Linked DNA regions of Homo sapiens: regions 2 and 3 are each linked to region 1. The links are chromatin contacts, found by Hi-C in ENCODE. All regions are on one chromosome and are shown on one strand. Each heading gives the region's core, a stretch centred on a gene start or an enhancer-like site at or near the end of the contact. The rest is flanking DNA. Distances are from core to core; before and after follow the strand shown. Region 1 has its middle 31 kb from the start of BHLHE41. Region 2 holds the start of BCAT1-DT (BCAT1 divergent transcript). Region 3 has its middle 24 kb from the start of STK38L.

What was found. Hi-C counts contacts between places; a loop is a spot of excess contacts on that map. Pooled maps may share reads with other maps.
Region 2: a map with no recorded cell type shows a loop between it and region 1 (10-fold over the local background). The contact joins the promoter of BCAT1-DT here to the enhancer-like site in region 1. A Hi-C loop is called at or near these places in 2 of 37 single-sample maps with no recorded cell type and 2 of 50 pooled maps.
Region 3: a pooled map shows a loop between it and region 1 (5-fold over the local background). The contact joins two enhancer-like sites. A Hi-C loop is called at or near these places in 2 of 37 single-sample maps with no recorded cell type and 3 of 50 pooled maps.

What each region holds. Positions count from the first base shown.
Region 1 is chr12:26,153,930-26,158,357 of GRCh38, forward strand. It overlaps a transcript of SSPN not described here. Among named protein-coding and RNA genes, the nearest start is that of BHLHE41, 31 kb to the left of the region's middle. Within about 2 kb of position 2,387, at least 5 of the 41 ENCODE cell types and tissues checked have a DNase peak (open chromatin) inside an H3K27ac peak, as active enhancers do.
Region 2 is chr12:24,947,239-24,951,666 of GRCh38, forward strand. It overlaps BCAT1-DT (BCAT1 divergent transcript), which reads left to right and starts at 1,925. Exons shown (of 3, transcript NR_199054.1): 1 at 1,925-2,092. It overlaps BCAT1 (branched chain amino acid transaminase 1), which reads right to left and starts at 1,863. Exons shown (of 11, transcript NM_005504.7): 1 at 1,689-1,863. The coding sequence starts at 1,694. RefSeq lists enhancers at 1,757-2,106, 2,227-2,316.
Region 3 is chr12:27,217,668-27,222,095 of GRCh38, forward strand. No RefSeq gene overlaps it. Among named protein-coding and RNA genes, the nearest start is that of STK38L, 24 kb to the right of the region's middle. RefSeq lists enhancers at 2,535-2,584, 2,725-2,894, 2,915-2,984. Within about 2 kb of position 2,649, at least 2 of the 41 ENCODE cell types and tissues checked have a DNase peak (open chromatin) inside an H3K27ac peak, as active enhancers do.

The DNA of each region.
Region 1 (4,428 bases), core at 1,137-3,636:
AGGCAAGGAAGTCCAGTGCCTCTGAACATTTGTTCTGCTCAATGAAAGAACTCAGTCATGGGGTACCCCTTGTGGAAAAACTTGGAGTAGCCTCAGAAAGACTTTCATCCTTTGCTTTTGTAGTGGTTACATTTAGAGCAGATATGTGCAAAAAAACCTATGGCAAAAACCTTATCTTGGGCATATTTCTCTTGAACCCGAGCAGTTGCTCAAAAAGGTACTATGAAAAGGCCCATTTCTATATTTTTCACTTTTCATTTAGGTCCCTGATATGTCAAAAGATGACAGGGTTCATGAAGATTTTCTGTAACTCACCCTCGGTTGATCTGGAATACCAAGCTGCTTTACTCTACAGTGAGCTTTTTGAGGACAGACCATGTGTGTTATTCACCATTGCACAGAGTACCTAGCTCAGAGCCTTGCACTGAGCAACAACCTATAGATGCAAGATAGATTTCCATGTTCAGATCAACACTGCATTAGAGTATGACACCTGAAATCTTAGCAGCAGGGCCTTGGTGAAACTCTGTAGAGTTTCAGGGGGATCCTCCCTGCCTCCTTCACCAATTCCTCTTAAGGGGCACTAAGCAGAAAGGAGACAGGCTTTGGAATCAGACAAATGTGGCTTCAGGTTCTGGCACTAGTTAAATGACTTAGGGAATGACTAATTAAGGGACTTTGGGGAAGTTACTTAACCTTTCTAATTTATAAAATGGGAATAAAATGGTACCTATAAAGATTAACTGAGATAAGTAGGTAAACATTTCAGCTGAGAACCCAGTATCTACTGTACATTCGATTATTGTTAATATGAATCTTCTGGAGTGTTTTCTGTTTGTGTATGATCAGAATGCAGATTAAGGGGCAGAGAGGTCTAGGGCAGAGTAGAATTGGGCCCAGTAACATGGTGCCACATCAGATCCTGGACCAGAATTATATGAGAAAGTAGTGGGGTTTGGGCCCAGGGTTTGAGGGATGGTGATGGTAGTGTATGGTGAGGAAGCTGGGCATGACAGTGTAATGACAGAGAAAACAATCTGTGGAGCTCAGGATAGATTAATTTTTATAATGGGAAACTGTATTAGGAGTGATATCTAGATCTCTATCAGACTACTAGAGGACATCTATTCTTTATTGAATATCGACTTTTTAGGGGAAAAAAAGCAAAACCATGTTCTATGAATATCAAATGAGAAGAACTTGTCAGTTGGCTGCTTTTAAAGTTACAACTAGTGTATTCGTGGTATACAGAAAGGCCATTGGGTAACACCTCTTTCTTCTTAAATTGGGTAAATGAAATAATAGTGAATCACAAGTTAAAGTTACTTGTCCAGACTAATCAGGGAAAGGTGAATTAGAAGATGAGAGGGTGAAAATTAAAGAAGAAACAATTACCAACACAGAAAGGAGGGCCGCAGATGACAAAGATGGGAGCACGTATCTGAAAATGGAAGGGGATGGTGTTGTGGACAGAGGAAAAGAGCGAAAGATCATCAAACCTTCAACAACATAAAAGTGACCCTCACGTTACCCTTAAATGGTAATGGCACACAACCTGAAAGCCTCAAAAGCAATAGGTATATTAACATTTAAAAAAGAGTCTTTAGGCACCTCAGTAATAGACTGATGACCACTGGTTGGTTTTGTTAATATGTGTGTAGGCCAGAGAGTAATTTGGCGGAAAGAGGAAGAGTTAATCTGAAAGAGGAAATTTGAAGTTAGAAGAACATGAAGGCAAATCATTCATGATAAATGTGAAGGAAAGAGCAAGATTTAATAATGAATCAGGGGGACAAAAAATAGAGCTAACATTAATGGCCACTTATTGCACATGAAGCCCACTTTGCTAAGCTTTTCCCAGGTACCATTGCATTGTTACCACAGCAACCTGTGCGGTGAGCCCTGTTGTTAGCCCCAGTGAACAGGGCAAGTCAGAAGTTTCCTTGTGATAGAGCTGGCAGGTAGAGGATCTGAGTTCTGAATCTCACCTCTCTCAGACAAAAGCTCCTGTGTGTAACCATTCAGCTGAAGTGCTTGCTCAAAGGGCTGAGAAAAGATGATGAAGAAGATTGGGAGGGGATTGAGAAAGAAAAGTTCAAAGAACTTTGATGGTAAAGAATCTTAGAATGAAAGTAAGACATGACAAAGAACAAAAGGAAGAAAGCATATCTAAAGGAGTAAGAAAATTAATATTTTTTGGCCACCTTATGTGATTAAGATGCACAAATATAATCTCCTTTAGTTCACACCAGAACTCCGTGAAGTAGACATGACTTCCGTTTACACAGATGAGGAGATACAAGTTCAGAGAAGTCACCGTTAATCACGTAGCTCACAAATACCAGAGCCAGGATTAGAACCGCTGTCTGCAGCGTTAGAAAGCCCACAGTATTTTCATTCGAACTTGGGAAAGGAAGTGCTAAGCCTGGGTGTGAGGGAGCAGAGATGGCATCTACCTCGAATGGTGGGGTAAAGATGCAAATAAAGCATGACTAGAAAGACAAAAAGGGGAAATGAGAAAGGGAGGACCACAGAGTGATAATTAGCCTCACACCACCTGTTTTTGCTTTGGCTGAAGAGGTCCCTCATCAAGGCTGAGTAACAAACAAAGCAACCGAGTAGCTCAGAAAGGCCCGCGGATTCTTCCACTGGTCATCGCCTGGAATGTTCACTGACAGTGAAACGTGATGTGGAGAAACCCCTGACAATGACAAGAAAGATTCCAGACAATTGACACATTGCTGACTGCGACGGAAGTTTCATAGAAAATGATTTTTAGAAGGGACAAATATAGAGAGCAGCTCAGGAAGACACACTCTGTAAAGGTGGTTGGCAGGAAGTACGGTTGCTGTAGAGGACACAGCGAGACATAGCTGGACGTGAAAAACAACCCTGTGAGGCTTATAGCATAGGTTTGTGTATCACCCTTTTGCATATGAGGAAACTGGCCCGTAGCATTTGAGGACTTGCCTGTGGTGCCTGAGTTTTAGAATCCAGGTGTCTGACTCCAAATCTAGTGTGTGGAACACTGTACCATTTTCATTTAAACAAATACATTTCTAATGGTAAATTTGAGGTATCATGTATTGGGGGAAAAGGTTTAGAGCAGGGATCTTTACTTTGTTCTATACAGGTAGCTCTTTTCAGATGTTTTTTCATGTTTAGTAAAAACAACTCTGGTCTCCAGATGAATGGCATTCAGCTCCGTCTTGTTAGTGCTGTTTTGTTTGTGGTAGGGTTTTCCGGGTGCAGATTCATAGCACCTTAACTTTGTATTGGCTAATAATTAACAAAAGCGGCTGCTGACTTCACTAAGTGATTGCAGATTTTACTGCAAGTTCTTTTGTTTGCAACTGTCTAGGATACAATGATCATGTGGAAGGCAGTTCTTTGATGGCTAATTCTATACCATTAATAAAGTAAACTGACTACTGGGAAATACATTCTCATTCTTGGACCCTGGAGTCTTGGTTTTATACATAAGCATTTCTGAGTAAATTGGAGTGAATTAACTTTGGTCCATTTAAATTGGGTCAACTCATCCTCAGGCCTACAAAAATTCACACTGGATATACTGTACTCACAATTATCAATGCCACACTGACACTCTCAGGATGTTCAGATGACTAAATTTTGCTTCTTTTAAAAAAAAATCTGGGAGAATTCTCACACATACCCAGACTTTTGCGCTAGGCTGAAAACACTAGAAATAATGGTCAAGGTGACTTTGAAGTTCCTGTTAATTGTGTCTAGACACTTCATGGCTATATTCTATACCCCTGCTTCATTCTGCTCTGACAAAATTAATATTTCCCAGCTTTTGATTAGATTTAAGTGACTCAGTGATACTATGGCAACCCTAAACTATGGGACAAAAATCAATGTCTTGACCATTATATGGCCTCTTTATGAAGAAATCAGCTATTTCTTGGTTCCAGATGGGCAATGTGCTCATTTCTCCTTTTAACATTTTATTTAGGATTCAAAGTATTTTTATAGGGAAAACCCCACAAATCTCATTATCTACCTTATGACCTGTGGTAAAGTAATCATAAAGAAGCAATTACTTTTGTCTTTTTTTTTTCCTTAGATTACCAAATCCAAGGCAACTAGAAATGGCGAATAGGTTTTGTTTTAGGAGGCAGAAAATATGTTGATTTTAATTATTTCAAAAGACACAAGTAGGATATTAATTCATGTAGCTTGATGTGATGATCTTAAATGCTAACTCCTATGCATTGTTCAGCTCTTTCCCACTTCATCATGTATTTTTCTTTTTTTCTGTTTTTCCTTTTTCCTTCCTTCTTTCTTTCTTTTCCTCCCTCCCATCCTTCCTTCCTTTCTTTTCTTTCTCTGTCTTCCTTTCCTCCTCCCTTCTTTCCTTTTCCTTTCTTTCTGATTCATTTGAATTTGTGAATCCTTACTTCC
Region 2 (4,428 bases), core at 675-3,174, 1.2 Mb before region 1:
TACATGTGTATCATTTTTAAATCCCCATCTAAATTTATTAAGTCATAATACTCACTTACCATTTTTGTACACATGCTACTCAGTGTATATCCTATGTTTCTTATCCAAGTTGCCCATTCTGCATGTGTCTGTCTTAAAATACAAGCTCATGCATGACTTAAGCCCGGAGAATTTGCTGAGGACAAAGGCAATCAAGATGCCATGTGCAAATAACATTTTTTTAAAAAATCAAGCTTGTGATAGCAATACATATTTAAGAGATAAGTGGAAAGATGTTTGAAATATTGTGATAAAACTAACTTAATGGAACCTTCCATACTTCTTCGATCATACCTAGAATACAATCATTTCTTTCTTAATCTTAGGAAATATCAGGAAACAGAAAAGAGACTACTTGTAGATATCTTACCTAGTTCCCCATGTTATAAAAGTATCTTGTGGAAGGGACAGGGGTTTTTGGACCTACAAAAACGCGTAATTAACCACAACTGCACATGGACAGGAAAAAGCTGGAAAAGCAAGACTGTTCATTCTTAGTTTTCTCCTTTTACTTACTAAAGCTATAATCAACTAAAGTGTGTTTTTCATCTGAAATGAAACAAGCATGAGGAAGCCAGAAATAGAACCTCTAACTATAGAAGAAAAGTTGTGTGATCTCTGTTGAATACAAAAACGCATAGTTTCCACTCGGTTACTGTTTAATTGTAGTGAAAGTTTTTGTTTGGCAACAAAGGCGCTATTTACATATTATTTCTTCTAAGTGAAACTATGGTCTGGGATGGGTTGTAGATAAGAGCAGTTGAGAACCACGCTTCATCTCCCTCCTTAGAAACTCTGAAACGAGGCTTTATTCCTACCAGAAGTTCAGATTGCATTATGGTCATCTCAATTCCAAAATGTTAGATGGCAAGAATATCTGCCCATCCTTCACTTTCCTTGGAAAAAGTTGCTCTTCGGGTTTTATATGCGATTGCAGTTTTCCAGTGTGTGAAACTAGGAAAACAAAACACTCAACGGTGTACATCCCTACACCTAAATAGTCAGAAATAATAGGCAGCTAGGCTAATTATCCTTGATTAGCAAGATCAGAGCCATTAGGGTGCTCACTGGTTTAACAAATGAATGCCCTTAGGCGTCTATCATTTGTAACTCCTAGAAGCTTTAATTTCCACAAGAAACAAAATAAGAGGGGCCTTCTGCTTTTAACAGTGAAAAGATCGTTCTCCCTCCCCTCTCCACCCGGGTCAACTCTTCCAGCCGCTCCCTCCTGCATCACGAACACACGCTGCAGGAAAGCGCATTTACAGCCCGGGACATCCCCAGACCTCCTCTCCAAAATTCCCCACCTCCTGTGCATAGGAGAAACTGAGAGAAGCCCTCACTTCCTTTCCAAACTTCACAAGCAGGGGAGGGAGCTGTAGCAGACTTTCACCTCCGTTCCCAAAAGCGAATGTGAAAAAGTCCGAGAAGGCACGTCCTGCGAGTGGAGGTTAAACCGAAATCTGAACAGAATGCACGGTCCCCGCAAACTACGATTGATAAAGAAGATACTGAGACGTTTGCGGGGGATATAAGCCATGGTTGTCTCGCCTTCCTCCCCTCCCTGCCAACTATGTTTCTTGGAGAAATCGCCGGTTCGATTCACGCACACATTTTTGTAAAACACGGACAAAACCATAAGTAGTTACCTTCATTGTTCCGTCGGCCACGAGGGAAGCTCGAGCTGAGCGGAGGGCAGATCCCAAGGGTCGTAGCCCCTGGCCGTGTGGACCGGGTCTGCGGCTGCAGAGCGCGGTCCCGGCTGCAGCAAGACCTGGGGCAGTGCCCGAGGCGGCGGCGAGTACACGTGGCGGGCTGGATTGCAGACCGGCCCTCTCGCGGCGGAGACTCGCGACCTAGCGGATTGCATCAGCAGGAAGACACTAAGGCTGCTCCCCCAGGCCGCCCCCAGATGGTGGAGTCTCTCCCAGCCCGAAGATTCGGAGCCAGCGCCCAGACCCGAGCCTCACTCACTGCTCACTCCCGGGGTGCAGGGCAGAGGTGCCAGTGTTGCAAGCAAATGACACGGTTACCCCCGAATCAGCCACTGTGGGTGCGTATCCGAGTGTGGGGATGCCCGTGTAACATTTATATGGAGACGTCAAGGAGGAGGAAATAAACAGATCAGAGGTCAAATGTGATTGCCATTCCGTCATCACTGGCTCCTGCCCACCTCCCTACTGTCCCCAAAGTAACTTTGCTGCATGCTGAGAGGACCACGGCACAATCCTGCCCAAAAGTATACATGTATCCCCCGCGGCTACTTTAAATGTACTTTTGCAGTAGTCAAGAACATGTGCCTGGTTTGCCGATCTCTTTCCCAGAGTTCCTTAGTCACCCTCAAATATAACCATTTTTGCCAATTTATTATGTACATGGGGGAAAATTTTTAATCCTTTAATTTGAGCATATAAAATTCTTTATAATGTGAAATTGCCCAGTAGCCTAGTTGGTCCCCTGTAAGTTCCCTCCCCACATCTATACAAAGCTCCAGGATTGCTACTTTTCCATGTCCAGCGCCTAGGTCAGCCTCCATGACTGCTTAAGTGTGCTGCTGGTTGACCTCCGCTGCCTCTCTGTCAAGCTGGCAAACTCCTATTTTTGTAAATTTCAACCCAAGTCTTTGCTGTGGAAGTTGCTTCCAATGCCCTCAAACAGAACTGGGCCCTTGGTCTATGTGCTGCACTTTGTCCACATCCTTTCTCAAAATCAATTATTTTATTTTATCATTTTTTAATGGAGATGGGGTCTCACTAAATTGGCCAAGCTGGTCTTGAACTCCTGGCCTCAGCAATCCCCTCGCCTCCGCCTCCCAAATTGCTGGGATTACAGATGTGAGACTGTGCCCAGCTTCTTAATTTTACTTTAATTATTTGTTTGCACAGTTGTCACTTCAGTGGATTATGAGATTCGTAAGGGCAGATCCTTTGTCATATTTATCTCCCATACCAAGTGGCCTGCCGTGGAAGAGAGGGAGTGTTGAAAACAAATGTGTCAGTGCTTAATGACTGTTGGTCAGGTGAATGAATGGTTAAATTATGTGTTCAATAAATGTACTGAGTGATTTCTACATGCTAGGCTGGTATATAACAGTGGTTTGTAATCTGAAATGTCTCAAAATGGAGCCATTTATGACAAGGGTTTCAGCCTCCAGTGAAATTGCTGACCCCTCAAATTGATAAGCATATGTATGGTGGACTGAGGTGATAAGATAACACCTGCTGTGGCCTGGCACCATTGGCAAGAGAGTAAAGAGAGAGGCAGCTGAGATAATGGCTATGGGCACTTGCGGATGCTGTGAAAACCAAAAAGTAATGAAAACCTGAAAGTAACTGACCACAGCCAAAATGCTTGCAGAAGTTCTGCCCTGAGAAATCTGTATCTGTAAGCATTTAATCAGCCATTGAGTCCTTGTGAAACCTCCTGGCCCCCGTCAGTGAAAGCACAGCTAGATAGATTTGAACCTGACACTGACATGAGACAGGCAATGTGCAAAATGCTAGGGACTGAGTGGGAAACAACAAAAATGTTCTTACCCTCATTAAGCTCATATACTAGTGTGAGAAACAGAAAGTAAGCTTTAAATCAGGTAGCAAAATGTTTATCAACTGAGGAATGGCTAAATAAAACATGGTATCATCCATACAATGGAATATTATTATATTCTGCAATAAAAAGAAATGAAGTACTGATTACATGCAGTCACATGGATGAACCTTGAAAACTATGCAAAGTGAAAGAAGCGTCTCACAAATGACTACATATTATATGATTCCACTTATCTGAAATGTGCAGAACAGGAAAATCCATAGAGACAGAAAACACATAGTTGTTTTCAATCTGGGGACAGGGTGGAATGCAGAGTGAATGTTCATGGGCGTTGGATTTCTTTTTGAATTGATTAAAATGTTCTCAAATTAGATTGTGGTAATGGTTACACAACCCTGTGAACACACTAAAAACCACTGAATTATACCCTTTAAATAGGTGAATTGTATGTTATGTGAATTATATCTCAATAAAGATGTTACTCTATGGCCCGGCATGGTGGCTCACACCTGTAATCTCAGCACTTTGGGAGGCTGAGGCAGACAGATCACTTGAGGTCGGGAGTTCGAGACCAGCCTGGCCAACATGGTGAAACCCCGTCTCTACTAAAAATTAGCCGGGCGTGGTTGCGGGGTGCCTGTAATCCCAGCTACTCACAAGGCTGAGTCACAAGAATCGCTTGAACCTGGGAGGCAGAGAGGTTGCTGTGAGCCAAGATCATGCCACTGCATTCCAGCCTGGGCAATAGAGCAAGACTCAGTCTCAAAAAAAAAAAAAAAAAAAAAAAAACAGGTACCATGTGGTAAATTTTATGAGAAAGAGTAATAAGGGGATAGAGAG
Region 3 (4,428 bases), core at 1,399-3,898, 1.1 Mb after region 1:
GGCTCATTGATACTTGGTTGGTAAACTGGGGAGAGACCAGTTATGCAATCCTCTCTTCTAATGTTGAATAATGCAGAGGTTCTTTGGATGGTGTAAAGTCTCATTCAAAATCAAAATTCTCCAAGGAAAACTTAAATGAGCAGAGTAAGCAATTTAGGAGCTATAGGTTTGGTCATTTAGGATGTTTATTGTTCTCTATTTTGCTGAAGTAGTTTCCTCTAATCTGAGTGTTACGAATACTATTGAGAAAAATTCCCTGTCTCTAGCAGCATGGAAATGCATTCAGCTTTCTACAGATACAGTCAAGAGTAATTATGAAGTTTAGAAAAGATACCCTGAATCGCTCCCTGTGCTGATATCTGGGCCTGTACTTTCTTCATGGAGCTGGCTGGTTGATTAATTCTGAAAAAGTCAGCAGTGTGCATACAGATAAAGCCTCAAAATATGGAAATAAGACATAATAGAGAATACATTTGGGTTTCAGCTAATCTTAAAATACTGGTGAATAATTTATTCTTCTAAATACTCTGCTTAAAGTCTAACCGATGATTGCTATTTATCAGTAATTAGACTCTCCATTTCAGCTCCTTTTCTCACAGACAGAAATAGCATGATCAGTTTTAAATTGGCAGGGAGGAATTAAAGGCTTTTCAATAATGTTTTTAATTTTTAAAAAGACACATTTACTGTAGAAAATAGAGAAAAGTACCAGAATGATGAAAATTATCCCTAATTTCAACAACTAGAAGTAATCAACATTGTAAAGTATATTATTTCACTCTTTCATAACATTTACATGTTATGTTTTAAATAGATAAAATGTATATAATATGCATAAAATGTATATAAAAAGATATGTGTGTGTGTGTGTGTGTGTATGTACACACACACACACACACAAATTGGGATCATGATTCGCATACTGTTGTTGTGCCTAACAAGATACCTTGAACATTTTTTCATGTCGCTGAGTTTTCCTCTATAATACTTTTCAAAGGCCACATAGTGTTCTGTTGAATCCAGGTACCAATTTATTCAAGAAATCCCTTACTATTAAACATTCCAATTCTTTCTAGATTGTATTATTTGAGACAAGGTCTCACTGTCACCCAGGCTGGAGTGCAGTGGCGTGATCATGGCTCACTGCAGCCTCAACCTCCCTGGCTCAGGTGATCCTCCCACCTCAGCCTCCTGAGTAGCTGGGACTACAGGCATGTGCCACGAAGCTTGACTAATTTTTTAATTTTTTTTTTTTTTGTAGTGCAGGGGTATCCCTATGTTGCCTGGCTGGTCTTGAACTCCTGGGCCCCAGTGATCCACCCATCTCAGCCTCCTAAAATGCTGGGATTACAGGCGTGAGCCACCATGTTCAGCCAATTTTTATTATTATACATAATTCTGTGAGGAATAACTGCATAACTCTCTCACACTTCTGATTATTTCTTAAGGGTAAATATTCATAGACGAGAATGAACATTGTATTTTGATATCACTTGTTTCTGCCTGCCTAGAGTTTCTTCTCATTTTCACATGATAGAACTGACCTCCTACCTCACTCTCTCATTGCCTTTTAGTATCTGCCTCTCCCACAACTGGTAAAATGTTTCATCACATGGCTGGGACTGATCAGAGTGCCCTGTCTCCTACCACTCCAGGCACAGTGACTGGTCCAGGAGTGAGCATATGATCTAAGTAGGGCCAATAAGAGGGAAATTTTCTAGGTCTGATAATAACTCTTGGATGAAAACATCTCTTTCCTTCTGAAATTCTTAAATGGCACCAAAAATCATTTAAGGTTGGGACTGATGAGGGCCCTCTTGATGCCAACATGGAAGAAAGCAGAGCTAAATAATGAAGTGACAAAGGGGGATTCCTACTGACATCTTTTTTCTCTTTCTTTCTTTCTTTTTTTTTTGAGACAAGGTCTCACTGTCACCCAGGCTGGAGTGCAGTGACGCGTTCATGGTTCACTGCAGCCTCAAACTCTTGGGTTCAAGCCATTCTCCTGCTTCAGCCTCCCCAGTGGCTGTGATTACAGGTGTGCACGTCCATGCCTGGCTAATTTATTTTTATTTTTGTAGAGATAGGGTTTCACTATGTTGCCCCAGCTCGTCTGGAACTCCTGGCCTCAAGCGATCCTCCTGCTTCAGGCTTCCAAAGTGCTGGGATTAGAGGTGTCAGCCACTGCGCCCAGCCTGATGCCATCATTTCAGTTCCTGGTCTCAGCCATGACCGAAGCAAGGTGCTTCCCTAGACTTGTCCAATTATTTGACCTAATAAATTTCCCTGTTTATTTAAACTAATCTGAACTGGCTTTCTGTCTTTGGCAATCAAGGCTCTTGACTAATGTAACTATTGTTAAGGTTTTGATATGTATTTCCAAATTACCTCCCAGAACTACATTGCCAAATACACATGTGGAATGTGGAATTTTAAATTGAATTAATGTTAATATTGCTGCAATGTATCAGTGTAGAATTACAGTATGAGTCAATCTATCTTTTTTTCGTATTTCCATACCCTCATGAGTAAAGCAAAACATCTCAAACAAATCATCACACTCAAGTAAGTAAAGGTGGAGACTGTGATGAATAGAGATCAAGCTAGGTTTATATTATGCCCAGACATCAGGCTGAGTACAAGCCCTTGCTGTCAGGGAGGGGGAAATAAGGTCCATGTACCCTGTAGCCAGTTACACAGTGTGTCTCTAATACCTTTACTTTCTTCCCACATGCAGAAGTGAAAGTTAAGAGAAGTCTGAAGAAGGAGTCAGTTCCAAGAAAGGAGTTAAATTATTCAAGAGTAAGTTGTCAACTTCAAGTCAGTGAGCCAAGGCAGAGTAGTTCATAAAGAAACTGTGACTAGACTAGGTGGTACTCAGTTTCTGAGACAGATTTCTGAGCCAGGCCTGTGGGCAGCTGTACGAGGAGATGGGTTGGGGAGGGGTGATTTTAAAAGGATGCTAAATAACACTGGCAAAACCAAATCAACTCCACACACCAGTGAGATGAACTGGAAAACAGTGTTCATTACTCCAGTTTTTCTATCAACTCCTTATGTAGCTGTGGAGCTAAAAACTGGCTCCAGTCTCACTGAGGTAGACACTATCCTTTTTTTATTTTTTTTAATGGAGACAGAGTCTCGTTGTGTCGCCCAGGCTGGAATGCAGTGGTGCAATCTCTGCAACCTCCACCTCCCAGGCTGAAGCAATTCTCATGCCTCAGCCTCCTGAGTAGCTGGGACTACAGACACACACCACCATGCCTGGCTAATTTTTGTATTTTTTAGTAGAGATGGAGTTTCAGCATGTTGGCCAGGCTGGTCTCAAACTCCTGACCTCAAGTGATCCACTGGCCTCAGCCTCCCAAATTGTTGGCATTACAGGCATGAGCCACCACGCCCAGCAGCACTATTCTTTTAAATAAAATTTGTACGATGCTATTGATTTGGACTGGGCCTCTACAGATCAAACCAAAATGGAGTCACTCATGCTAAAGTTTCATGTCACCAAACAGAAACTAAGTCATCTACCTTTCAAGAAACTAAGGGGGAGAGAGAGAAAGAGGGAAAGACAGCATAGCCAAATCCCCTAACAGGCCAGTTTTAGCTGGCATGATAAAGGAGTACCCCCTGCTTTAATCCGATAAGGAAAGTAACTTTGAAATGACCGATTCACTTTTTGTTCCTTATTTCTGCTTTTTTTTAACCCCTTTTCTGCCTATAAAGCCCACCTCTTCTGCTTAGCTCATCAGATCACCTTTTCTAAATTTTTTATTTTATTGATTGATTGATTTTGGGTAGAGATGGGGGTCTCTCTCTGTTACACAGGCTGTTCTCAAACTTCTGGGATCAAGTGATCCTCCTGCCTTGGCCTCCCAAAGTGTTGGGATTACAGGCATGAGCCATGGTGCCCAGCCACCTTTTCTAAATTTTTATGGGAGATAGTACCCTGATCCATTCATCACAAATAAAAGCCAATTAGATCACTTAACTACATTTGTTGTAATTTTGTCTTTTGACAGTTCTCAAAAGGAAATGAAAACAACACTTTATTAGCAGCAGCGCATCTAAAATGGATATTTTTGAGATGCACCTGTGCACTCTTGGTCAGTTGAAACTTCTGAGTCAACAGTAGGTGGCCTAGTGCTGTTTCCCGAGAATGAGTGGTTTAACTCACCCTTTCATATACCTCTCAAAATGATTTCTTGTTCTTAAAATTACGAATAAACAAAACTGAAGTGAGAAGATGAGCTTCAGAAAAATGGGAACTGATCATTAAACTTTTTTTAGAACATTTCCTGTTCTTCAGCTAGTAGAAGTGGATTATTTTAAAAATCTGTTTCTACTTAGACTTTTTATTGATTAAAAAATAATACATTTCTCCATATCCTGACCAAATCAATGTTGAATACACATTGGTAGGATATT